Linked DNA regions of Homo sapiens: all the other regions are linked to region 4. Evidence: chromatin loops called from intact Hi-C (ENCODE). Cell type or tissue: heart right ventricle. All regions are shown on one strand. Each heading gives the region's core, and the rest is flanking DNA. Links, peaks and the distances in the headings are about the cores only. Region 1 overlaps OSBPL2 (oxysterol binding protein like 2). Region 2 overlaps OSBPL2 (oxysterol binding protein like 2). Region 3 overlaps LSM14B (LSM family member 14B). Region 4 overlaps TAF4 (TATA-box binding protein associated factor 4).

The links. A loop is a pair of places that touch in the nucleus more often than their neighbours do. Peaks named below come from ENCODE experiments on the same cell type or tissue, not always from the same donor. Only the 100,000 strongest peaks of a DNase experiment are listed, where the experiment ranks them.
Region 1: it touches region 4 in a loop (2.3-fold over the local background); 3 of 110 quality-filtered maps call a loop at or near these places.
Region 2: it touches region 4 in a loop (2.1-fold over the local background); 7 of 110 quality-filtered maps call a loop at or near these places.
Region 3: a loop joins it to region 4, with 4 times the contacts of the local background. A loop is called at or near these places in 97 of 110 quality-filtered maps.

The regions. Positions count from the first base shown.
Region 1 is chr20:62,280,844-62,285,843 of GRCh38, forward strand. It overlaps OSBPL2 (oxysterol binding protein like 2), which reads left to right. Exons shown (of 14, transcript NM_144498.4): 8 at 215-322; 9 at 947-1,036; 10 at 3,203-3,326. Among named protein-coding and RNA genes, the nearest start is that of ADRM1, 20 kb to the right of the region's middle. In heart right ventricle, for the core only: no CTCF peak of the experiment used is centred there; a DNase peak (open chromatin) is centred at 2,228; H3K27ac peaks cover 3,416 bases.
Region 2 is chr20:62,258,037-62,263,036 of GRCh38, forward strand. It overlaps OSBPL2 (oxysterol binding protein like 2), which reads left to right. Exons shown (of 14, transcript NM_144498.4): 3 at 1,945-2,089. Among named protein-coding and RNA genes, the nearest start is that of OSBPL2, 22 kb to the left of the region's middle. In heart right ventricle, for the core only: a CTCF peak has its summit at 2,532 (motif pointing left); no DNase peak of the experiment used is centred there.
Region 3 is chr20:62,133,269-62,140,937 of GRCh38, forward strand. It overlaps LSM14B (LSM family member 14B), which reads left to right. Exons shown (of 9, transcript NM_144703.3): 8 at 22-207; 9 at 895-2,106. The coding sequence ends at 193. It overlaps PSMA7 (proteasome 20S subunit alpha 7), which reads right to left. Exons shown (of 7, transcript NM_002792.4): 2 at 7,550-7,669; 3 at 6,513-6,637; 4 at 5,807-5,929; 5 at 4,903-5,022; 6 at 4,096-4,158; 7 at 3,465-3,681. The coding sequence ends at 3,589. Among named protein-coding and RNA genes, the nearest start is that of PSMA7, 6.3 kb to the right of the region's middle. RefSeq lists an enhancer at 575-1,074. In heart right ventricle, for the core only: CTCF peaks have their summits at 3,745 (motif pointing left) and 3,947; a DNase peak (open chromatin) is centred at 3,753; H3K27ac peaks cover 1,893 bases.
Region 4 is chr20:62,021,900-62,029,568 of GRCh38, forward strand. The region is part of intron 1 of TAF4 (TATA-box binding protein associated factor 4); the gene reads right to left. Among named protein-coding and RNA genes, the nearest start is that of MIR3195, 39 kb to the right of the region's middle. RefSeq lists enhancers at 1-521, 522-1,299, 6,106-6,741. In heart right ventricle, for the core only: a CTCF peak has its summit at 4,276; a DNase peak (open chromatin) is centred at 4,295; H3K4me3 peaks cover 356 bases; H3K27ac peaks cover 1,546 bases.

The DNA of each region.
Region 1 (5,000 bases), core at 1-5,000, 260 kb after region 4:
TAGAAAGCTTTGTAGATGCTACAAAGGAAAGAAGAAGTACATTTCAAACGCATGCTAAATACACAGCCTCCGTCGCAGGGGCTTCAAAGCAGCGTGCTGCTCTCCCGCGGGTGCCGGTTGCTGTGACCCAGCCCCGCCTGGTCGTTGCGTCTTGGGTCACGTCGTGTCTTGGCTTTTCTGGACTCTCACTGCTTGTTTTCTGGTGTCTTCACAGACATAATGAAGCCTACACCTGGACCAACCCCACCTGCTGCGTCCACAACGTCATCATCGGGAAGCTGTGGATAGAGCAGTATGGGACAGTGGAGATTTTAAACCACAGGTGACAGCACCCCACCGTTGGGTGAGAGCGCGAGGCTCCGGGTGGGGATGGGCGAGCCGGGGAGCGTGAGCATCCGTGCTCCTGGTGGGTTTTAGCTCAGCCTCACGAGCTGCTGCCGTGTCCCCGCCAGCCCAGGCATAGCAGCTGCCTAGACTTGACTCTGACCGGTGTTGGCCATGAATGCTCCTCGTTCAAGACCTCGTTTTTCGTCACGGTTGTTACTTTAAGGCTTTGAGCTATGCTGAAGAGCTGTGTCATTGCCAGGTGCAGCGCAGTGGCCGTCCACGGCCGTTGGCCACTGTCTAGGCTTGAATGCCCTATTCCTGGAAGCTCATGACTGGTGGGCTTTGCCTTTTCACCACTTTAGTGAGGTATAATCGATGCATCATAAGACTCGCCCATTCTGAATGGACACTTAAGTGATTTTTAGTAAATTGACCGAATCATGGAGCCGTCCCCACAGCCCATTTCAAACACTTCCATCGCCCCAAAGGCCCACCACACCCATTTGCAGTCACCCCCCGCCTGCCCCAGGGGCCTCCACCGCGCTTCTCCTGTTACAGAGTTACCCTTTCCGGCTGTTTGCTGTCTTGCAGCAGAAACCTGTGTTTGTTTTTCTCACAGAACTGGACATAAGTGTGTGCTTCACTTTAAACCGTGTGGATTATTTGGAAAAGAACTTCACAAGGTGGAAGGACACATTCAAGACAAAAAGTAGGTCCTTGCCAAGTGTTCATGGGGCACCACTACAGCCTGTGTGTCCACGTTAGAAGGGCTCAGGTGCTCCTGGGCCTGCGTGTGCCTACGTGCATGAGACGCGGGTACACCAGTGCCATCTGTTCATGGTCCAGAAGTATGACTCTTTTTTGTTTTGGAAAGACATTTTGTTATTGAGCATAAAAGGAAATAAAGGGTATTTTTGAATGTAGTTTCTAGGTGGCTTGTTACTGGGGCCATCTTCTTTTGATAAAATTGTCTTGAGAAGTCAGCTATTTCCACTGGGAGATGAGAGGGGACTGTTTCGCAGCAGAGCTGAGGTGGGTGGGAAGTGTGGCCTTGCGTTTTCCTTCTACCAGCACCCCATGCACGTTGTCAGGCAAGACTCAAATGTGTTAGCTTGAGGGGCGTCAGTGTCACGTGACCAGTTCACTCCAGTCTTTAAATCAGGGACTTTCGCAAGTTTTTGTGAGCAGAGAAATGGTCAGTACTGTTCCAACAAATTTTTCAGTTTTTTTCTCCCCATTTGGGTTAATTACTTTGTAATCTGGGTCTCACATTTGTTTTTTTCGTAAGGAATTTGAGCCATAGAATGTCATGAAGTTCCTTCTAGTTCCAAAAATGTAGACATTTCCCATTAGAAACTAGTCCCCAATTTAAAACAGTCAGGGCCAGGTGCAGTGGCTCATGCCTGTAATCCCATCACTTCTGAGGTGGGCAGATCACCTGAGGTCAGGAGTTCGAGACCAGCCTGGCCAACATGGTAAAACCCCGTCTCTACTAAAAATACGAAAATTAGCCAGGTGTGATGGCGCACATCTGTAATCCCAGCTACTCAGGAGGCTGAGGCACAAGAATCTCTTGAGCCTGGGAGATGGAGGTTGCAGTGAGCCAAGATCACGCCAATGCGCTCCAGCCGGGGCAGCCAAGCAAGAGGCTGTCTCAAAAAAATAAGACAGTTGGTGTTTCTGCTCTGTCCACCCTCTATGGTAGACCAGAAATGCACCCGTTTGAACAGCCTATAAAATAAAATGGCCAGGCTTATGACTGACCATTTCTCCCATAAAACATGTGAGGATCAACATGTGGACCTAGAAGGGACAGCAGTCTTACAACAGGGTAGCAGTCATCAGTGCCTTGACACCTCTCCCCCTTGGAACTCAGCCCAGGGAGCAGCTGGCTGTCTGTTTCCAGAAATAGGCGGGGGCGCCGAGGCCAACACTCGCTGACCCTCAGTGAGTGCATGTAAAACATGTTTTTCCAGAACCGGGCAGGGACCCCGAGGCCAGACTCGCTGACCTTCAGTGAGTGCATGTAAAGTGTGTTTTGGTTGTCTGGTTTTCCATCCTAAATTTAAGGGTGCTCTGTCCTTGGAGACAGAGTTGTCCCCAGGCTGTCTACTAGGTGAGGCCTGGCCCAGTTCCCCGCGTCTGTGTGCTGGCTCTGCAGGCACTGCAGTGACACCGTCCCCTCCTGGGTCCCGAGTCTGTCAGAGTTGCACTTCCCGGGAGTCTGTGGTCACGGTTGACTCTTCCCAGCAAGAGGCGAAAGGAGAAAGAAAATGGAGTCTGGCACTATTTGGCTTCATCCCTTTTAGAATCGAGAGCTCTGGTGGCCACTCTGCAAAGGTCTCTGGGTTGTTATTGATGAAAAAAGGCAGGCGGGGAACCAAAGATCAAGCAAGCAGCATTGACTGCACTGATTGATAGAAAAGGGCTGAAGGACACACACACAACACATTGAGTGTGTTGAAAATGATCAGTGGGCGCATGCAGCTTTACATTTTAAAACGCTCACTCTTTTTTGCCCCTTCCCGTCTCCTGCAGCCCCCTGGACCAACCATCCTTTGGGTTTCCATCCCTTCCCGTCTCCTGCAGTCCCATGGGCCATCTCTCTTTTGGGTTTCTGTCCCTTCCCATCTCCTGCAGCCCGGTGGGCTGTCCATCCTTTAGGTTTCCGGCCCTTCATTTTCCTTTCCGTGGTGTGTATCGGGGCTACGAATGGTCCCAGAATGCAAATTTTCACCTTCGCATTTATGTCCAGAGATGTCCCAAGATGCATAAGAAAACATACCTGAGGGGAATTTATTCCAGGGTGCCACATGTTTAGACAAATGGTTTGTAATGACTAAGACTTGTCTTTAAAAATCCCATTTAATTACAGCAAAAAGAAGCTCTTTATGATCTATGGCAAATGGACGGAATGTTTGTGGGGCATAGATCCTGTTTCGTATGAATCCTTCAAGAAGCAGGAGAGGAGAGGTGACCACCTGAGAAAGGCCAAGCTGGTAAGGGCTGGGGCGTCCCCGGGCAGAGCTGAGCCCTGGGTGCTGAGGGCTGCCAGGCCGCTGCTGCCTTTAGCTCACCTGTTGGGGTCCCAGGGAACCTTTGGGCCCCACCAGGAGAGATGAATGTGCAGAATTTGTCTGTCCAGATGAACCATATATTGTGGGTTCCAGTATCAGTGAGGGGGTTTATCTGTATTTCTTTCCATTTTTTTTTTTTTTCCCCTCCAGGCAGGGTCTCCCTCTGTTGCCCAGGCTGGAGTACAGTGGTGCAGTCATAACTCACTGCAACCTCCAGCTACCAGGCTCAAGCAATCCTCCCTCCTTAGCCTCCCAAGTGGCTAGGACTATAGGCATGTACCACCATGCCTGACTAATTTTTATTTTTTTTAGAGATGGGGTCTTGCTATGTTGCCCAGGCTGGTCTTGAACTCCTGGGCTTAAGCAGTCCTCCCACCTCGGCCTCCCAAAGTGCTGGGATTACTAATAGGCATGAACCACAACACCCAGCCGGCATATCTGTATTTTGGTTGCACGGAGGCTGCTGCTATAAACCGTGGGCACCAGTGCCCACGAGTCATACATAATTGCTGGCCCCCATGGCTGGAAGTATCTGAGGGAACCTCAGGCAAGGCCGTTTCTTTTCTGGAAGCTCCAAGTTCTGGGTCCTTCTTAATAAATCTTCTCGCTTTCTTTGAGTTAGCCTAGACATATTGTTAAAAATCAAGTGAATTTCAATTTTTTGTTTTTAGTTGTGAGTACCAGATAATATATTCAACAGCCAGAAAGTACTGGCAAGGCTTTTCCCCTTAAAGCTTTGGAATACTCATTATCTTAAGACTAGTTGTTCTTGAACTTAAAAATAAAAGGGATAGTTCAAAAGAGGTGTCCTATTTTCTACATAATGAATTGGAATGTACCAAACCTGAAATGTTCAATATTTATTTAACGGAAACATTCAGCCTCCTCCGGATCCCAAGTGTTTTTTATGTTGTTGTATTCATTTGTGCTGTTAGACACCTTTTCTAATCACCCTCTTTTATTTAAAAAGGAAAATTCTGCTTACACACTAGACAGACCTAGAAGGGTAAATCCATTTAGCGATGTCTTTTGATGCTTTCCTGCTCCTTGAGGTGACCTAGAAACGGGAGTTTTCTGTGAATCCTTGTCCTTGAGCTGCGGCTCTCCCTCGCCCCAGCCTCGGGCCATGGTGCCTACAGCCAGTGTGAATACAGCTAGTGCAGGAAGCCCTGGGCTTTGACTCGCTTGTTTTCAGTGGTCTCCCTGAAGAGCTGCTTCTGGAATCATTCCCTTTTCTAGGACCCATTTATTTTGAGAAGCAATGTGGCAGGTTTTGTCTTTTCATCAGGGTGTAGAGAGCCTGAAACCCCCACACAGGAGCCACTTCTTGATGGGGGCAAAGCTGCGCTATCTAGAAAGCTCTCAGTCCCAGAACCTGCCTTCTGGAGAGGCGCCATGTGTGTGAATGAACCTGCTGTTTGGAAGGCACCGCTGTGTCGTCGCACTCAGACTCCATGAAGCCACCGCTGTGTCGTCGCACTCAGACTCCATGAAGTGCTGTTTCGCGTGCACCGCTTCTCCCGAAGGGAAACACGCCTGGCCACTGACTTCCTTCATCTCCACGAAGGGAAACGCCTGGCCACTGACTTCCTTCGT
Region 2 (5,000 bases), core at 1-5,000, 230 kb after region 4:
TTTGCTGTGACTTCCCAGGGTTCCCAGCTGTGTGTGATGTGGTACTCAGATGGACTCCACTGTTCTAGGAGCCACAGGGTGTGCGGGGCTGTGGGGCGTTGCTCCTGCATGGCAAGGCCTCTCCATGTGTCCCCAAGGATGAGGTGGAAGGGACAGACATCTAGGTGACAAGAATTTTCCCCCTCAGTTCTTGGGCTTCAAAACAAATAATGGAAGGAAAAAACCACTTCATCTCTTTATGCGATGAAATACCCGTGCTAGAGGTAGACTCTCGACTCCTTCACCGCCTATAATACTCATCTGACTTTGTAACTCTAATTTCAAAAGTATGTAAACTAAGCAGTTATTAAATGAATGACTTCATTAGGCATTTAATTTGTCTTAAGAATCAGTGCCATTCAAAGGAAAGGTTTGGAGGACATGAACAGTGTGTATGGGATTAAGGGCTATGAACGCAGAGGGGCTAATAAAAACAAGGGTTTCCGAGGGAGCCGACGATAGGAGATCTCAGCTTCCTCCTTTGCTCATCTGTATTTTCTGTTTTTCTACAATAAATGCATGTGGTGTCTTAGAATGTTATTAGGCCATCCGAGTAGCGTTGGCTGAGTCGGAGGCTGTGGTGGCTGCCAGGTCTTAGAATGTTATTAGGCCATCCATGTAGTGTTGGCTGAGTCAGAGGCTGCAGTGGCTGCCCGGGATGTGCTGCTTTATTCTTCGGGGTGGGGGCAGGTCCTGCCCCACGGAATTCCCTTAAGTAGGGAATGTTTTTAAGATAACTTCAGAGTGAGAAGTTAGAGATGTTGATTTTGGGACAGAGAGCAAAACATGAGAGATGGCAGGGTATTTCAGAAACTGTGGGCCATTTCAGGATTCCTTTTTAACCCATCCTCTCAAAATCACGATGTCATCCACCCCAGCACTGCCTTTATGGATGGACTCTGCTGTGTGGAGGGGCAGGACACAGCAGCTTTGCTTTGTTCTTCTGGAGCCTGTGGCAGACTCATCTGCGTGTGGGGTCCGACCACAGTTGTCTACCTGACCCTCCCGGGCTTGTGCCCCTCACGTGGAGCCCTCAGACCCTGGAAGCACTGGGTGGTTGCCGGCTGCTGCAGGCCCAGAGCCCCCATGGAATAAACTCATCGCGGGGACCCAGCCCCCACTCCACCCGGCTCTGGAGCAGAACTTGGCCCTTCCAGCAACTCAGACTGACAGGAGTTGAAGGGAGACGTATGTTCCTGTTCCCTAGTTGCCCGTTCTGTCCTGGGGAAGGGCCCACCCCACCAGGGCAGCGGCCGGCCGTTCTTCTCCAGGACTTTTGCTCCAGGAGTGCATGCATGGCTGGATCTCACTCACATTCTAAAGAGCTCCTTCTCCAGAGTCCCCCTTCATCCGGAGTCCACTCTGAGTCCAGTCACATGTGTGGCATTTCCATGATTGTTCCCTATCTGGGTACAGTTTAGTGGTGCCTTTGCGTGCCACGATGGTCTCCCTTGAAACACTGTCAGCAGGCGTGTTTCAGACCAAGACGCAGACCTTGGTCACAAGCCCTGAGCCACAACGGGCGCATCGCAGCCTTGGGATGGGTTTGAATCCGATAGAAGTGGCCCACCCAGAGCATGTAGGTCACAGATTAAAATGATGAAAGGGTTCCTTCTGGAAGATGAAGCTCATGGCCTGGGACTGGACCTCAAATCACAAGCGTGGGAGGAGCCTGGGCACTGGAGCTCGCTGGGAGCGCGTTCTTAGGAGGGAAGCTCCGTGGCACCCTCCTGTTCTCTCTGTACCGTGTCTGCTTCTGGAGAACCAGAGTTAATTCTTCCAAATGTGTCCGTTCACACAACTGAGCTCTGTAGTCACCTGCTTGCATAGTCAGAATTCTTGGAGGTAGGCTTTTAAAAAATCTTTCAGGTCCAGCGAAAATGACCATTTTCTTGTCTCGCACAGGCTTTGATTCTGATAACTCTTCTGGGGAATTTTCAGAGGCAAATCAGAAAGTCACGGGAATGATTGACTTAGACACCAGCAAAAATAATAGGATTGGGAAAACTGGGGAGAGGCCCTCTCAAGAGAACGGAATTCAGAAACACAGGTATGTTCTCTCACGTCTGCTGTTTCTAAAATGTGTCTGTAATCACCCCAAAAATACTCTGCAGGGTACCCCTCAGCCCTCACGAGCATTGAGCTGGAGTGGCACCCCCACAGCTGTCTGGCCTCCCCATCCGGACAGCCTCCTCTGTCTGGCCAGCAAGGGTTCAGAGAGACTCCATGCCTCTCTTGGCTCCTGGAATCCACAGATGGCAATTTTTTGAGCAGTGCCTTTCCCCATCTAAGAAATGCCTCTGTTCCCCTCCCTGCCCTCAGGAGTTGCTGTGAGAGGATTTGGGGTGACACAGGCTTTGTCAGGGCCTGGCAAACAGTACATGGCGTCTTGATCATCAGACCCCTTGCTGATTTCCTACAGATCTGCCTGCTTTTCCATGGGCGGCCAAGTTCATCCTCTGTCTCAGCGGAGTTCTATTGCAGTGTGTTCAGCTCTGACCCCTACAGGACAAGAAGCGTTTAATTTCCTTGTTGTAGCAAGACCTCATTCCCTTTCCTCCTCCTCCACGTTCGTTTTCATGTAGGTAGAGTCCAGTGACAGTGGCCATCACAAGAAGTCTTCAGTCCTTGGCTGGTCGCGGTGGCTCATGCCTGTAATCCCAGCACTTTGGGAGGCTGAGACAGGTGGATCACTTGAGCCCAGGAGTTGGAGACCAGCCTGGGCAACATGGCAAGACCCCACTGCTAGAAAAAAATTAAAATAATTAGCTGGGCATGGTGGTGCACGCCTCTGGTCCCAGCTACTTGGGAGGCTGAGTCAGGAGGATCCCTTGAGCCCAGAAGTTCGAGGCTATGGTGAGCTACGATGGCGCCGCTGCACTCTAGTATGGGCAACAGAGCAACACCCTGGCTCAAAAAATAAAGGGAAGAAGTCTTCAGTCTTTGTTGATAGAAGCACGAGCCAGGCGCAGTGGCTCATGCCTATAATCCCAGTCCTTTGGAAGGCCGAGGTGGGCGGATCATGAGGTCAGGAGATTGAGACCATCCTGGCCAACATGGAGAAACCCCATCTCTACTAAAATACAAAAAATTAGCTGGGCGTGGCTGTGCGCATCTGTAGTCCCGGCTACTCTGGAGGCTGAGGCAGGGGAATCACTTGAACCCGGGAGGCAGAGGTTACAGTGAGCCGAGGTCACGCCGCTGCACTCCAGCCTGGGTGACAGAGTGAGACTCCATCTCCAAAAAAAAAAAAAAAAAAAAGGCACAAAGGCAGGACAAGTGTCAGGTGGGACAGGCAGTGGCCCTGGAGCTGGTGGCATTGCGTTGCAGGCTCCAGGCACAGCCGCTAATGTGTGTCTCAGCTCCAGGGAGCTGCTCCAGCCTGGCCTCAGGCTCTCCTTCGAGCTGTAGGCCCACACGCCTGCTTGGTGGGTCCACTCTGGCACCCACATGTGCATCTCACCTGTTGTTTGTTCGTTCTCTCACCCTACAGATATGGGAGCCCCCACCCCCGCTCCTGCATTCCCCGTTTTCTAGCCCTGACTCTGTGGTCGCTTTAAATGCTGTTAGGTCCTTCAGTTCTTCCATTTGCTCTGCAACATGCCCGTCTACCCAACCACCCTTGTTTCCAGAGTGGCCTCTGCATCCCTGCCTTTTATTCCTGTTGTTGTGCAGAGGCATTTGTGTATATGTGTATTTATTGTGTTTGAGACGGAGTCTCACTCTGTCGCCCAGGCTGGAGTTCAGTGGCGTGACCTCGGAAACCTCTGCCTCCCAGGTTCAGATGATTCTCTTGCCTCAGCCTCCCGAGTTGCTGGGATTACAGGCATGTGCCACCATGCCTGGCTAATTTTTGTATTTTTAGTAGCGACAGGGTTCCGCCGTGTTGGCCAGGCTAGTCTTGACCTCCTCAAGTGATCCACCTGCCTCGGCCTCCCAAAGTATTGTGATTAAAGGTAGGAGCCACCATGCCCAGCCCAGAGGCACTTTTCAAAAGACAGATCTGGACCCCCCCCCCACCCCGTCACCCTCTGCCTAAAACTCAGGCAGGATGACCACATGGCCGGCCTCACACTCCTGCTCCTACAGAACTGTGAATGGCGCCCTGTTATACTAGAAGAAATGACCCAGCTCGGACAGTGCACCATGTGGTCACTCACCTCTTAGGAAGAAAGCCAGCACCCTCACCTGTGCCCTCAGGCCTGGCCCCGAGCCCTGTTGCCTCCCGTCCCAGCTGCAGGGGCCTCTTTCAGGTCCTCGGGTGTGTCAGCTCCCTCTGCTCCCTTGGCCTGGGGCCTCTTTTCTCTTCTTTCATGTCTGTTGTTCCTACGCATCCCATCTCCATGCAGGGTCGTATCCTTGGGGGATGCGACCTGACCTTCTGCAGAGCCACTTTCCCCTCCTGGTAGCACCTCCGAATCACAAAGTATTCACTGAATGTGTGCACGGACGATGGCGGAGCAGAGCTGGGTGCTGGCTTCCGGCAGCCCGGGCCTGGTACTCAGCAGATGTTCCTTTTCTTTTCCACCCTGCCTCATAGCTGCCATGTCCTTTCCCTCCTGCCCCCTGACACCAGTAGTGTGCCCTGACCCAGCTGCCCTGACGTGGCATTCCCGGGGCATAGCTCGGGAGCAGAGCAGACAAGAGCTCGTGCTTTCATCACTCTGGAGGTCAGAGTGTTGGTGCCAAGGTTCTGCTGGGTGTGAGGCAAAACGCCCCTCAAAGCAGCTTCCATGAAATGGGAGTTCAGCAGGAGAGCCCTGGGGTGTCCCTGGAGGGCTGTGAGCAGCAGGGAGCCCCGGGCCCCTACTCTGCAGCACCTTCTTTGCACCCTGCTCTGTGGTGTCCTGTGTGGGTCTGGCACGCCTCTCCCCAAATCCAAGTTTATGTCTCCATTCAGGCGCTCCCCTCCTAGATGGAGACAGTATCTCATTCCAGCTCCACGTTCCTGGTGGGGAGAC
Region 3 (7,669 bases), core at 1,043-6,042, 110 kb after region 4:
AGCATTTCCTCTGTGGTTTAGCTCCAGGCGGACGACGTGGGCCGAAGAGAGGAAGCTCAACACAGAGACCTTTGGGGTGTCAGGGAGGTTTCTTCGTGGCCGCAGTTCTCGGGGCGGATTCCGAGGAGGCAGGGGCAATGGGACCACCCGTCGCAACCCCACTTCCCACAGGGCCGGGACTGGCAGGGTGTGAGGGTGCAGCCAAAGGTGAGTGGATGAACCTTCTGGACGCTTTGGTGGGAGGGTGTAGGGTCAGGCACACCTGGAGAGCTTAGGAAGGTGGGGAGCAGGCTCGGTTTCCCAGGAAGAAGAGAGGCCCAGAGGTGTCAAAGCCAAACCGAGGGCCTCGACCCTATGAGTCACCCGGGAGGCTCTTGGCCAACTTCAACCTGCATCTGTGGGGGTAGGATCCAGGCCCCAGCATCCTCCAAGTGAGATTGCAGGTATGGGAGGTGAGGTGGTGCGGGAGTCGCGTGGGCTGGGGGCTCACCACCCAGGTGAAGCCAGCAAGTGAGACCTTGCTCCAAAGCCAGTGTCTTGGCCCAACCCGGCCCTAAGTGAATCAGAGGCTTCATTTTTAACCAGGTCCCAGTGGATTTGTGGGCACCTTAGGGTTTGGGCGGAGCGTCCCACATGGGGTGCCTGGTGCCAACCCCACCCAGCGCCTCGGGACAGCCAGGTGGGCCCTGGAAAGACTAGCCCTCCTGCCACTAGCTGCGTCCCTGTCCCCAGTGTATTGTACAAGTAGGATTCTCAGAGTGGGTTGTGAGAAGAATGGGGGTAGCCAGTCTGACTCTGGGGGCAGGAGGGAGGCTGAGTGGCTCCTGCTCGCCAGCAGGGGCAACAGTGCTAGCTTATCCCAGCAGATGCTTGACTTCCTGTCATCTCTTGCAGGCTCCTACTGAAGTGGCGCATAACTGACGCTGTGTGTGTCAGGACGCGAGGAAAACGCTGCACTTACAGGGAGAGGTGGTCACTTTGTTTACGGAGTTTGGAAGAGACCCATACTGCTACTTGTGTTTTGGACTTAACTGAACTTGGACATGGTCTGAGTTAGAACCACTTGTTTTGGGGAAGTATTCATGGGTAACCTCTTTGAGGTCTCTTTATCTGTGTTTCCTTTTTAGTTGCGCATAGCCTAATTCTAAGGTTTTGGTATTTTGCAAAAAGGTTTCTATAGTGAAAGCTGAATCCTTACTTTGTGACTTTTTTTTTTTTTTTTAATGACAAGCTTTGACTTTTAAAAGTGGAACCAAATCTGTTGGCAGAGGTGGCAGCCAAGTACATCTCTGTAACCCAGCTGGCCCCTGGTGCTGTTGGCCTGGCACCCCACTGCCAAGGGTGGGGTCTCAGGAGTCAGGCAGGGCCAGCACAGGGTGGCGTGGGGGGCAGGGGTGGGTGGGTGGAGGGCACGGAAGGGGTTTTCCCATGGATCATGTTGTATAAGTGAACCAGACCACCCTGATGGCATCCACAGTGATGTCAAGGTTGGGGCTGGCCAGGGGTGGGTGGACTAGAAGCATTTGGGAGTAGTGGCCAGGGGCCCTGGACGCTAGCCACGGAGCTGCTGCACAGAGCCTGGTGTCCACAAGCTTCCAGGTTGGGGTTGGAGCCTGGGATGAGCCCCGGCAGCGCCTTGGCCCTTCTGTGGTCCCTGCCAGCCTCTGACCTGGGCCGGTCAGTCATTGCTGGACTCTGGCCACACACTGGCGTTCTCATCCACTTGGAAACAAGCCAGTCTTTTCTGCAAGGTCAGTTGACCAAGAGCATATTTCCCCTCTGTTGTACATCGTTGTTTTGTGTTTGTGTTGTAACAGTGGGTGGAGGGAGGGTGGGGTCTACATTTGTTGCATGAGTCGATGGGTCAGAACTTTAGTATACGCATGCGTCCTCTGAGTGACAGGGCATTTTGTCGAAAATAAGCACCTTGGTAACTAAACCCCTCTAATAGCTATAAAGGCTTTAGTTCTGTATTGATTAAGTTACTGTAAAAGCTTGGGTTTATTTTTGTAGGACTTAATGGCTAAGAATTAGAACATAGCAAGGGGGCTCCTCTGTTGGAGTAATGTAAATTGTAATTATAAATAAACATGCAAACCTTTAAAATTTTCTTTTCTGATGCTCTAAGAATCCTGTTGACTCTTCTGCCCAAGTCACCTCTGCATCATGTCCAGGTCTGGAGCACACACTTAGGCTGGTGGAATTTGGGGAGACTTGGGCCCCATCAGGTGATGGAACGAGGTGGCTGACCCAATTGGTCGGGTGAAGTGCGGCCAGCAGACCCGGGTTCTCCCTGTGGGCCACCCTTCTGGGATGAATGGCTCTGCTCTCAGAAACTGGATACAAAGTTCTTTTAAAAACCCAGCTCACAGATAACACCTGTATCATAAGCAGTGGCCCCTTTGCCACCTTCCTGCTGCCTCCAAGCTCCCCAGCTCAGGAGCGTTCAGGTTCTCAGGCACCGTAGAGCATGTTACACAGCCATGAGCAAGCTGCACCCTGGACCCACGCAGAAAAACAAAGACATGGCTGGTTCTAGGCTCAGAGCATCCCATTTTAGTCTAATGGGTTTCCAGGTGACCTTAAAAGTGGCCCTCAGAGAGGACGAGGAGACACACCAGCTGCATGAGTTCTCCTTTCATTACCTGCCTGTGGCCATCAGGCTCCACAGCAGAACTGCCAGTGGGGGGCCCTCCCATTTCTTGGGTGGGGGTAATGGGTATCCTTGACCAGCAGAAAAATAAATGTTACGTGTGCCAGATACTGGTGGCCACAGTCCTCACCCAGCTAGAGAACTTGGTGAAACAGGTATTGCCTCCCAGAGCATCGCAAGGTAGTCAGGTTATCGTGTGCCAGCTGACCTTGCTGTTAAAATGTTCATTGTTTTGACAACTGTACATTTTACGCTGAGCTCAAAATGTATCTGGGCCCCTTTACTCCTTTTTAGAAGATACATGCCCAAAACCAAGGACCAGAGGACCCAAAAGCCTTAAACTGTGGGACTAGAAGTCAAAACACAGGAAAGGGCAGAGAATAGCCAGAACCAGTCTTCAACATAGGGGGCAGACGTCAAGATGTGGTCTATGAAAGTCAGACATGCAAAGCTGCTTTGAACAAAGCTGCTGCTCTACAGAATGAACCCAGGGCTACTTGTGTTTGTGTCCTTGACATTATACATTCATTAGGGGACTAGAATGAAGGTCTAAAAGCAAACGGAAGTCATTCTGTGTCTACAACAGAGAAACAGGTCTGCTGAAGGCCAGGTTTCTCTGCAGGACCCAGGGCAGCAGCTCTGACTTCCCAAGGGAGGAACCTGTGTCTCACACTGGCTTACTGTCTTAGCCACAAGGAACAGAAAGGAAAGCTCAATTACGGTGGCTCAGGGTTGAAAAAGAAGGGTGAGAGATGAGAGGACTGCTGTGATTGCACCTAAAGATACACATTCTCTTAAAAAAAAAAACAGGTTAAAAATACGGAAGTTTATTGTAGGACACTCAGTGTGAATAAATGGAATGGAAAGGCCTACACATCGAGACTCATCCATGATTGATATGAATTTAAAAATTACAAGCAAAGACATTTTATTCATCATGATGCTTTCTTTTGTTTCTTCTTTTCGTTTTCTTCTTTTTCTTTTTCAATTTCAGCAACATACTTCTCAATTTCTTCAGGATTTAAAATCTATAGAAAAAAACTTCATGGTTACCTAAGCCACACAAGGTGCCAAGGAACCAGCGCCCTCTTCTGGGGAGGGCGGCCAGGCTTTGGCACTGCTGCTCATACAGCCTCTTTGGAGAGGAACCTCAAGAAAAACAAGAGGATGCTGGCCTGACCTAGACAAGTATTAAGCAGCAGTAGCAGCAGCAGCAGATCTGACTGGCAGCCGCTCAGCATGCCCAGAGAACACGCGTGGACCATCTAATCAGAGGAAGATGGGAATCTTCTCTTTGACGTATGGGGAGCCTCAGAAAGACATTTTCCTAATGTTAAAACCACAGAATGGCCCTATGATGTTTCCTTCGGAACTGGTACTGCTCAGCCCTGATCATGGGAGAAAACTGACAGGTAAAGAAAGCAGACAAACTTGGTGATTACCTTGAGGGATTGATCTCGCCTCATGACAGCAAGTTCAATGTTTTTGCCACCTGACTGAACCACCTTGAAGGGACAGAAGACAGGAGCATTAACCACCTTTCCCTATTCAAGACAAAAGCAGCTCTCAGGAGTACCTTAAATAGGTGTGTACCCAAACCCAGCACCGTCCCAGGAACAGAGGTCCCAGCCCCCAAAACCTGTGTCTTTGTCCTAAACTCATGGCCATTTGTGAAGTCTGTTTGGGATGCCTGCACACCCCTCCGCCTCCCAGCACTGGGACTCCTCTCTCCTGCACAGTAGCGCTGCTCCAGGCCCTCCTCTTGACACAGTGGTTACAACCAGGAATCCTGATGCCTACGCTCCCGCCTGGCCTTCCAGCTAGTCCCTCTCTGGTTTTACCTGCTAGCACTTCAAGGTCTTGACAAAGCCCAACCATATCTCCAGTTCTCTAATCCCCTGACTTTAGCAACAGTTCAAGCCTCTGGAAGGCCTAGTGATGGCTCGAGAACAGATTCCACAGCTGGACAGCTGGGTTCACATCCTGCCTCTGGTTCTCATGCTGTGTGTCCCTGCACAACCCTCAGCTGCCCCGGCTGGATAAAGACACTAATGATCACATCTTGCATGGCTATTTCAAGGAACACAGCAGTTAGGATACACCATAGACCAGAGCAGTGCCTGGAACACAGCAGTCATTAAGCATTACTGCTGGATCCTTGCCACCTTCCTTCCTGCTCATCTACCTACCACTCACCACCAAAACGTGGTATCTTCACCACCTTGCCTGGATTCCAAATGCAAACTTACTTCCAGGAGTGCCTTGATCACCAGCTTAATGGTCAGATCATCTGTTTCAATGGCTTCGTCAGTATAGTTCTTCTCCAGGAACTCGCGCACTGACTTGGCACCCCGACCTATGGCATTGGCCTAAAACAGACACGTATGTTCTCACGTGGCATAGGGCATGACAACCCAGGGCCAGCCCTGGAACACAGCTGCCCTACATGGGCCGCCCAGCCAGTGGCAGTGGCAGGAGGCAAGCTGGAGTGCTGGACAGCAGCTGTGGACACAGGCCCTGCCTCGTGGCTTCCTTTTGCAAAGAGCTCTTTAGAGTTGATGCTGATTCTTACCGAGAATGGGGTTATACGATTGTATGTTTTACTGCGCTATCAAGAGGCAATGGGAGATTTTTTTTTTTTTTTTTTTTTGAGGTAGAGTTTTGCTCTTGTTGCCCAGCCTGGAGTGCAGTGGTGTGATCTCGGCTCACTGCAACCTATGCCTCTCGGGTTCAAGCGATTTTCCTGCCTCAGCCTCCTGAGTAGCTGGGATTACAGGCATGTGCCACCATGCCCAGCAAATTTTTTTTGTATTTTTAGTGGAGACAGGGTTCTGCCATGTTGGCCAGGCTGGTCTCGAACACCTGACCTCAGGTGATCCAACTGCCTCGGCCTCCCAAAGTGCTGGGATTACAGGCGTGAGTCACCACGCCCACCCAAGAATTTTAATTTATGTGGACTACGCTTACACCTTGCTGCCCTTTGATTTTCTTCCAAACAGCAATGTTTAATCATTTTCTTGCTCTCATAGGACTAGGTTAACTTAAACTGACTCATTCACTGATACAGGGCCTACAGCAGGAAGCCCAGGACCTCCCACCCCTCAAAGCCTTTTTCTGGCAAGACTGTCCAAAGCCCCTTTGTCACGAACTCACCTTCCAGGCATGGTATGTGCCCGAGGGGTCAGTCTGATAGAGCCTAGGAGTGCCATCAAAGTCGAAACCCACGATGAGGGCAGAGATGCCAAACGGCCTGCGCCCATTGCTCTGCGTATAACGCTAGCAAGAAAAGAAACAGGTCAGTGCCATCCAATTAAGAAACTGCATGTGAGGAAAGAACCGTACTTAGTGAAGATACGAACATTTTAAACCATGCCTGAGCCCCTTCTCAGGTTATCAGCAGTTCAAATGATACATTAGCCAATAGCTTTCAACATCCTTTTCTGCATTTTCACTCCTAGAAAAACTCACCTAGGACCAGAATTGTGAACTCAGGTTACTGGAAATTACTTTGACAGGTAGACACACATTCTGCTTACATACTAATGGCGTGTCCTCATAGGGTGGCTTCCAGCCCCCTTCAACTGCTTTGTGACTGGTCACTCAGGATGGCAAGACAAAAGCTATCATTTCCCTCCAGACACAGGAATTTGGAATATCCCATGCCAGGAACTGAGAACAGAACAATGTTACTGAAATTGGTGAGCTAGGTCAAGTTACACTTGTGCAAGTCAAGATTAGGATCACGCCCCAGAATAAATCAGTTTTCTGATTCACCTGAAGTGACATGGCAGGACCCTCCATGGCGGAGCCGTGACTGCCCTGCTGCCAGAGGTGAGCATGCAAGCGGGCAGGCACCCACCTGCTTCAGACTGGCGATGTAGCGGGTGATGTACTCCACAGTGACCGGGTCCTCCACAGTCAGCCGGTGGCTCTGGCACTCCACCCGGGCCCTGTTGATGACTATCCTTGCATCGGCGGTGAGGCCTGCAAGGAAAGCAGAGAGGCTTCTGCTAGAGAGACAGCACAAACTACAGGGTGGGGACAGACACGATGACCCAGCATTTAACCTTCCACAGACCCCCCAAACCGGCAGCAAGGCTATTCTAACTGACTGGCAGCGGAACCTATCAGCCCCTGGGAACTTCCAGGAAATTGGGTACAGATGCTTCTTGATGTGCAGTGGGGTGGTATCCCGCTAAACTCATCGTAAGTCAAAAATACCTGGCTGAAAATGCATTTACTACCCCATAAACCCATTGTAAATAAAAAATTGTAGGCTGCCGTGCAGAATCTGGATTTTTAAAAACACAGATCAACAGGGACTGTCTGCATATGAAGAATTGTGTACTTCAGACCATACTTAAATACAGTACCTGAGTCCTCTTGGGAATCTTAGAAATTGAGTTAATCCCTAATTTCATTACATGAATTGAGATCTTCCTAGATTGCATCTGCTGAGAGGAGAAATGAGCAAGACCAAAACAGCGCTGAGAACATGGCGAGGCATGGCCTGCATCCACCAGTGTGGTCCTTTTTACTGCTGGGGATGGCAGGACGTGGTTCTGTCCTCTCCATGCCACAGATGCAGTTAGCTCTAGAAAGTCCAGCCTTTCTCTAGATTGTAACTGATTGATACAGAAAAATAACAGTGGAGGTCAAATTGCGCAGCAGCCAGAAGTGTTTTCATCCATTTAGCCATTTGTTTCACCTGCTATGGCAGAGAGAGGCCACCAAAGAAACTAGCCAACTTAAAAGTCCAAATCCAATTCTTTTAAATGATTTTCATTTACTCAGTTTATATGGCTCACAATAGCCCACACACCCAAGTTAATCTCCAAAGCCCTATTCTTCGCTGAGACTCTAGAGAGTAAGACAGCGCTCCCCACCGACTCATACCTGCAAAGGCCATGCAGACGTTGTCATCCAAAGCACAGATCTTCCGCACTGTTCTTTCATCCTGCAGTTTGGCCACTGACTTCTTCTCCACACCAAGAACAACAATGTCTCTTCCTCGAA
Region 4 (7,669 bases), core at 1,565-6,564:
AGTGGCCGCTCTGTGAGTGAGTGCATCCCTGGGGAGCAGGGCAGGTCCAAAGCCCGGGAGGGCGCTCCGAAACTCAGGCACACAGCGGCCAGCGGCGGACAGCATCAGAGGCGGAGCGGGCCCTCCAGGCCCGCCAAGGTCTTAGAGGGGCAAGAACACCCCAGGATGGACCCCTGGGGACACAAATCTAAGAAAATCCCTCCCTCCCTTTCCCAGCTGTATTTATAATGGTATCACGAAAGTGTCTGCGCCGTGGAGACCTGTGCAGTCAGGAGGTGGGTGGGCCTGCGATGGTTTCTGTCCAGGAAAACGCAGAGGACAGCTGTGCTGTCAGTCAGCTGCCCTGGGCCTCACTCTTCACCCAAGCATGGAGAGGTGGGAAGGGTCAGGGCTGGCTGCAGAATAAAGGCAGCCCCTCTGGAAGGCCCAGAAAACACAAACGGAGCCACCAGCAGGCAGCCTCATCCCCAGCAGAGAGGAGCATGGTCCTCAAGGAATAAGCTACCAAAAGGGCCAAAGAGATGAGCAAAAGTGGTGTTTCCCTGCAGTGGAAAGGGGTGGTCTGAAGCCTGAGGGTTTGCAGGCCCACTTCCCTCTGTAACTAGGACATTCGAACCCTCTCCATGCTACCAGCTGGGACCAGTGGTGGACAGAACACACGTGGTGATGGCCCAGATGTGGAAAGGGCCCCTCCAGAATCCAGCGTGCGCTCCTTACACAGGCTGGCTTTCTCTCTAAGCGGGTGCTGTGCTGTGACAGATGCACAGCCTCATCTTCCTTCTAACCTGTTCTGGCTAAAGCAAGTGTTCTCTCCCACCTCTCGGGGTTTGGCAGGCATAAGGGACGGCGCAAAGCAGCACAGGGGAACATGTGCTGCCCGGCGCAGGCGCTACCACCACTGTAACCCGAATATTTTGCTAAAAATTAAACTTCTGACGCAGCTCCTGGTCCAGCACTTGCAGCCCCCCCCCCGCACATTGCAGATACTATTGTAAAATCATGAACTTTGATTCATCCTCCCCTAAAACTACAAAATGCTGATTAAAACAAAAATGCGAGCAAGTGAAGGGACGTGCACTGTGTTCATGGGTCAGGAGACTCACAATAGTTAAGATGTCAACTCCTCCCAAACTGATCTGCAGAAGCAATGCATCCCAAAGTCCCAGCAGCCTCCTGTGTAGAAACTGACAAGGTGATTCTGAAATTCATACAGAAATGCAAAAGTCTTAGATTAACCAACACAACTGTAAAAAAAGGTCAGGCTGGCCGCAGTGGCTCACGCCTGTCATCCCAGCACTTCAGGAGGCCAAGGCGGGCAGATCATTTGAGCCCAGGAGTTCGAGACCAGCCAGGCCAACATGGTGAATCCCTGTCTCTACTAAAAACACAAAAAATTAGTTGGGCATGGTGGTGCACCCCTGTAGTGGAGGCTGAGGCACGAGAATCGCTTGAACCAGAGAGGCGAAGGTTGCAGTGAGCCAAGAGCACACCACTGCAGTCCAGCCTGGGTAACAGAATGAGACTCCCTCTCAAACCAAACAAACCAGAAAAAGTCAGAGAGCTGACACGAGCTGATCTCAAGATGCATTAGAAAGCTCAGCACTTCGGAAGGCCGAGGCGGGGAGACTGCTTGGGCTCAGGAGTTCGAGACCAGCCTGGCCAACATGGTGAAACCCTGTCTCTACTAAAAATACAAAAATTAGCTGGGCGTGGTGGCGCACACCTGTAATCCCAGCTACTCGCCAGGCTGAGGCAGGAGAATCGCTTGAAGCCGGGAGGTGGAGGTTGCAGTGAGCCGAGACCATGCCACTGCACTCCAGCCTGGGCAACAGAGCAAGACTCCATCTCAAAAAAAAAAAAAAAAAAAAAAAGAAAGAAAGAAAGAAAAAGAAAGCTCCAGTAATCTCAGGGCCGGGCTCACACCTGTAATCCCAGCACTCTGGGAGGCCAAGGCAGGCGGATCGCCTGAGGTCAGGAGTTCAAGACCAGCCTGGGAAACATGGTGAAGTCCCATCTCTACTAAAAATACAAAAATTAGACGGTGTGGGCACGCCTGTGGTCCCAGCTACTCAGGAGGCTGAGGTGGGAAGACTGCTTGAGCCCGGGACACAGAGACTGCAGTGAGCCGAGATCACCCCACTACACTCCAACCTGGGTGACACAGTGAGATCCCCGTCTAAAAAAAGCTCCAGTAACCAGGACAGCACAGTGTTGGTGCAAAGTTAAACAGATCAACACGGCCGTGCAGAGTCCACAAGCAGGCCCACACGCGGATGGACAAAGGCAATTCAGTGGTGAGGACGGGCTTCTCACATGCTGGAACAACTGGACAGACACAGGCAAACCCCTGGACCGACACCCCATAGTGTGTACCAACATCAACTCAAAATGGATCCAGACCTAAATGTAAAACCTAAAACTTCCAGAAGAAAACAGGAGAACATTTCTCTGACCCAGGGTTAGGCAAAGAAATTTTAGAAACAACATCAGAAACGAAATGCATAAAAGAACAAAAGGATAAACTGGACTTCATCAAAATGTTAAACTTCGGCTTTTCAGCAGACACTGCTAGAGAATGAGAAGACAAGGCACAGAACGGACAGACTCTTTAGAAAGCATCCATCTAATAAAGGGCTTGGATCCAGAATGTATGCAGAATCCTCAAAACTCAGTAAGAAAATAACCCAGGTTGGGCGTGGTGGCTCATGCCTGTAATCCCAGCACTTTGGGAGGCCGAGGAGGACAGATCACTTGAGGTCAGGAGTTCGAGACCAGCTTGGCCAACATGGCGAAACCCCATCTCTACTAAAAATACAAAAAATTAGCAGGGCGTGGTGGTGCACACCTCTAGTCCTAGCTACTTGGGAGGCTGAGGCACGAAAATCGCGTGAACCCAGGAGGCGGAGCTTACAGTGAGCCGAGATCATGCCACTGCACTCCAGCCCAGGCAACACTGAGAGACTCCGCGTCTCAAAAAAAAAAAAAGTGGGCAATTGAATAGACCCTTCGCCAAAGGTGGCAGACGGATGCAAATGAGCACACGGAGAGAGCCCCAACATCATTAGTCATTAGGGAGACATAAATTAAATCCTTAAAGCGACACCACTACACACTCACTAAAATAGCTAAAACTAAAAAGATCAGGTGCTCTCCAGGATGTGGAGCAACCAGAGCTCCTGGGCACCACTGGTGGGAGCCTCTCTGACAACAGCCCTGCAGTTTTGTAGAAAGTTAAACATACTCCTCATGTAGGACCTGCCATTCCACCTGAGGTGTTTTAAGCAAGCGAAAGGCAAGTGTGTGGCCTTACAAAGGCTTGTACCTGGGTCATTCCAAGCAGTTTTATTTCTGATAGCCATAAATTGGAAGCAACTCCAAAGTACACCAAAGGATGAAAGCATAAACAATTTCTGGTGTATCTATAATGGAAAAGCACTCAAATAAAATGGGATGAACTACTGATACAGCACAGATGACTCTCAAATAATCACACCGAGTTGAAGCCAGAAAAGAGAGAGTACACACCATGTGATATGGCTTGGCTCCGTGTCCCCACCAAACCTCATTTCCAACTGTAATCCCCACGTGTGGAGGGAGGGAAGTGACTGGATCATGGGGACAGCTTCCCCCAGGCGGTTCTCATGATAGCGAGTGAGTTCTCACGACATCTGGTGGCTTCATAAATGGCAGTTTCCTCTGCCCTCCTGTCTCTCCTGCCGCCATGTGAAGAAGGTACTTGCTTCCCCTTCGCCTTCTGCCATGATTGTCCCCAGTCATGTGGAACTGTGAGTCAATTCAACCTCTTTCCTTTATAAGTCACCCAGCCTTGGGTATTTTTTTATAGCAATGTAAGAACAGACTACTACGCTGTCTGACTGCATTTATATAAAATTCTAAAACACACAGACTCCCCTGCAGTGACAGAAAGCAGATGGGACAAGGGGCGTGGGAGGGACAGGAAGGAGGGCTAGAGAGAGGCAGAGGCCGTGCTGGGGGTAGGGTTCACCATGCTGACCCTGGGGTGATGGCTCCACGTGCATGCACATTTGTCGAAACTCACCAGTCACTTTACATGTGCTCAGTTTATTGCTGTGGATCACACCCCAGTAAAGCTCTTAAAACACACGCAGAGAGCCCTTAGAGAGCAAGAAAAAGGTACAACCCTCCCGGCAAAAAATAACGGAAAGCATAGTTTTAATCCTCTTCCTCCCAACGTCCTTCCCGAGTGAAAATAACTGCCAAGTTCACAGCTAGCACACGACCTTCCCCCACCAGCCCTGCCTCTTAAGAACACTAGGAGCTGCCCGAGAGTCGTATTAACAACTCTGTTCACCACCACACACAAAAACCAGGCCACGTTCAATGAGTTTTACTCTACCTGACCCCGTGAGCAACACAGGGACGTGAGTGTGCTGTCGATGGCACCCCAAGCGATCACACCCTCCACCACACTGCCTTTTTAACAGAGTATCTCACTGAGTAGCTCGGAGCATGAAACAGCTGCAGGGGTTCTCAGCTCCCAGCCTCCGAATGAAAGTGCGTGCTCAAGTCTCTGAAAAATAACACCAAGCTAGCTCCTTTGATGGAAAAGGGATCCCCCAAAATGACGCAGAAGGAACCGTGGTCAGGCCTGAGGAGCAGGCCACAAAGTACCAGCTCTGTGGGAGCTGGCTCCAGCCCCCATCTCCACAAAGCCGCAGGTGGACAGACTGCGCGCACCCTCCACACCCTCTGGAAAGCCAGGCTCCGCAGAAACACGAATCCAGCAGGCCACACTCGGCACAGGAAAGAGCAGCCTCTCCTGAAGGATCAGCAGCTCTGCTCCGCAGGCAGAAATGGGGCCTCCACCAACCCACCCACGGCTTGCTGCCGCCCCGTGAGTGGAGAGCTGGGCCCAACACTCTCCCCCGGGCTCTGATTCTAGGATTTATCCTTATTCCTTAGGTGGTCTGCACAGCAGTCAGCCAACTCAGCATCCCCTCATCATTTGGCCAAATTTCACAAATACGCAGTTGCTCACCTTAGAGCAAAGTTAAAACACCAACCCGTGGAGACTTCTACTCATGATTTGTTTCACTCGTTAATTCCTCTGCGACTCAACAGGAATGCTTACCCTCGTGCCTGTGTACAAAAGAGCTACGTGCAAATCAACACAAAAGAAATGGCAACAATACACCAAACTCCGAGTGAGAAGTTCACCCTGAAGTTTAAAGACTGTCTTTCACCTCAAAATGCAGAGGCACTGCAAAAGTGCATCTGTAGTGATGGCCAGATGTGGCTCTCAGGGCCCAGTGCAGAAACCTGGAGTGGAATGAAGTTTGGGAAGAAGCCAGCCTCGCAGCCCTGAGAGCCGAGCAGCGTCGTCAAAAGAGCAAGGTGCAAACCCTAAACGGGCACTGTGACTGATGGGACTTGCCCCTGGAAAACCTTCACCCAGCCTTCAGCATCGGCCTACACAGTCCCTCCTCCCCCTTGGCATTATCACAGTTGCAATTCGGTGACTGTTTTGTGATTTAGTCATTCCCTAACGTCTGTCTCCCCCCTCAACGCAAGCTCCCTGGGCTCAGGGATTAAATCTCTTAAGTTCACACAAATGAACAGATTGGAGAAAAGTTTAGTGAATGCACAGGTGTGCTGTGCCTACCCCAGGCCCATCCTCTCCCACCGTATATGCTAATTCCTTACCTGTCTCCGTTTCTCCTGCCAACCACAAAACCATACTACTGGAACTGTGTCAAATTTATCCATTTTCAGAACAGGATAAAATAACCTTGGCAAATAATTAATTTTCTGCATTGGATTCCTAAAAAAATCATTAACTTTACCTCACAAACATCTAAATCACATATTCATTCAAGAGGTGTTTATGCAACACTGACTGTCACCAAGCCCTCAACACACAACGGAGGGCACAGCAGGCATGGCCCACATCGCTCCATGCGCACGGGGCAAAGAAACAGTGACTGAGAAACAGCCTCCCGCCTGCCCCTTGACCCCTCTCAGTTCCCTGCTGGGTGGGCTGCTCTCCCCTCACCTCGGCGGCCTAGGTCGTGCAACCAGTCAGCCAGGCCAGGAGTTGTATCATTCTGAATTGCATTTTCCAGGTTGTAAAAGCAGCTTCTAAGCCATCTGATTGCTCACAGCCACCTCTCCATGGTGCAGGGTCCCACACGTGCTCTGCTCCTGCAGCTGAGCCTCCCTAAAGCACTGAGCAGAGGCCTGGACACCCAGGAGCCGCACCTGCTCTGGGATGCTGGAGGTGCTAAGGGGGGCCGGTCAGAGTGACCAACAGGGACAGACCCACCCAACACACGGGTTCTGGCCTTTTTGCCTACCAGGGCTTCTGGAAACTCAAACATACCCCCCAAAAAAATGCTACCTCCTTGAATTGAATTCTCTTTAAGTTAACTTTAAATGGCTGAGGTATTTTGGTAAAAATACTTCAGGATATTACAGTTGACCTTTGAAAAACATGGGTCAAACTTCCAGGGTCCACTTACATGCAGATTTTTTTCAACCAAGCAAGGACTGAAGATACGGCATTGACAGGACATGAAACCCACGTACACAGAGGGCTGACGTTTTGCTCGCTTGGGTTCCACAGGGAACTTGTATGTGCGTACGGGGCCCTGGAACCATCCCGAGAACACTGCGGGGCGACTGTATCTGGCGCCATCACTTTAGGAAATTCTTAGCACATGGACACACCTCCGTGAACAGGTACAGTGCACATGCGTGTCTGTCAAGCCACAGCCTGGGAGCAGAGCCCTGCTGCAAACTTCAACCCAAAGCTGCTTCTAAAAAGCTCGTGAGCAGCCTTCAGTGAGGCTGGCATCCACCTGACCTCCAACACAGATCTCCTTCCCGACAGTGAGCTCACATTCAGGAGTGCCATAAAGCACCTGCCTAAGCCTCCAATGATACTCAACAAAGGCACAGGCTTGCATCCCATAAATACCAACCCCTGTGTCAGCTACAGGTTAAAACTGCTTTGCTCAAAACTTAGGAATTCATGGGCCAGGCGCAGTGGCTCACACCTGTAATCCCAGCACTTTGGGAGGCCAAGGCAGGCGGATCACGAGGTCAGGAGATCGAGACCATCCTGGCTAACATAGTGAAAACCCGTCTCCACTAAAAATACAAAAAATTAGCCGGGCACGGTGGTGGGCGCCTGTAGTCCCAGCTACTCAGGAGGCTGAGGCAGGAGAATGGTGTGAACCCAGGAGGCAGAGGTTGCAGTGACCCAAGATCGCGCCACTGCACTCTAGCCTGGGCGACAGAGCGAGACTCTGTCTCAAAAAAAAAAAAAAAAACTTAGGAATTAATGGATCTAGGGAAGGTGTACATAGCTGTTTGTTGTACTCATTCTTTTAAGTTTGAAATTTTGCAAGATAAAACTCGGAGGCAAGGACTGTTTTGCTATCTAGACATGCAACTCTGTGTGATAATCTCCACTTGGGGGCGGTGGGCAAGTGGAGTAACAAGGTAAACAGTGGGACTCCTGGTAAACTCTGACACAGAAGCCCTTCGAAGGGAGCCCTGCTAGCTCTGCAGCACCAGGGCCCAGTGCCCACGTGCGCGCGCGCGCACACACACACACACACACACTCATACATGCACACTCCATCCAATCACCTGTACTTGGGGCTGCCGTGGTGGGGCGGGGTAA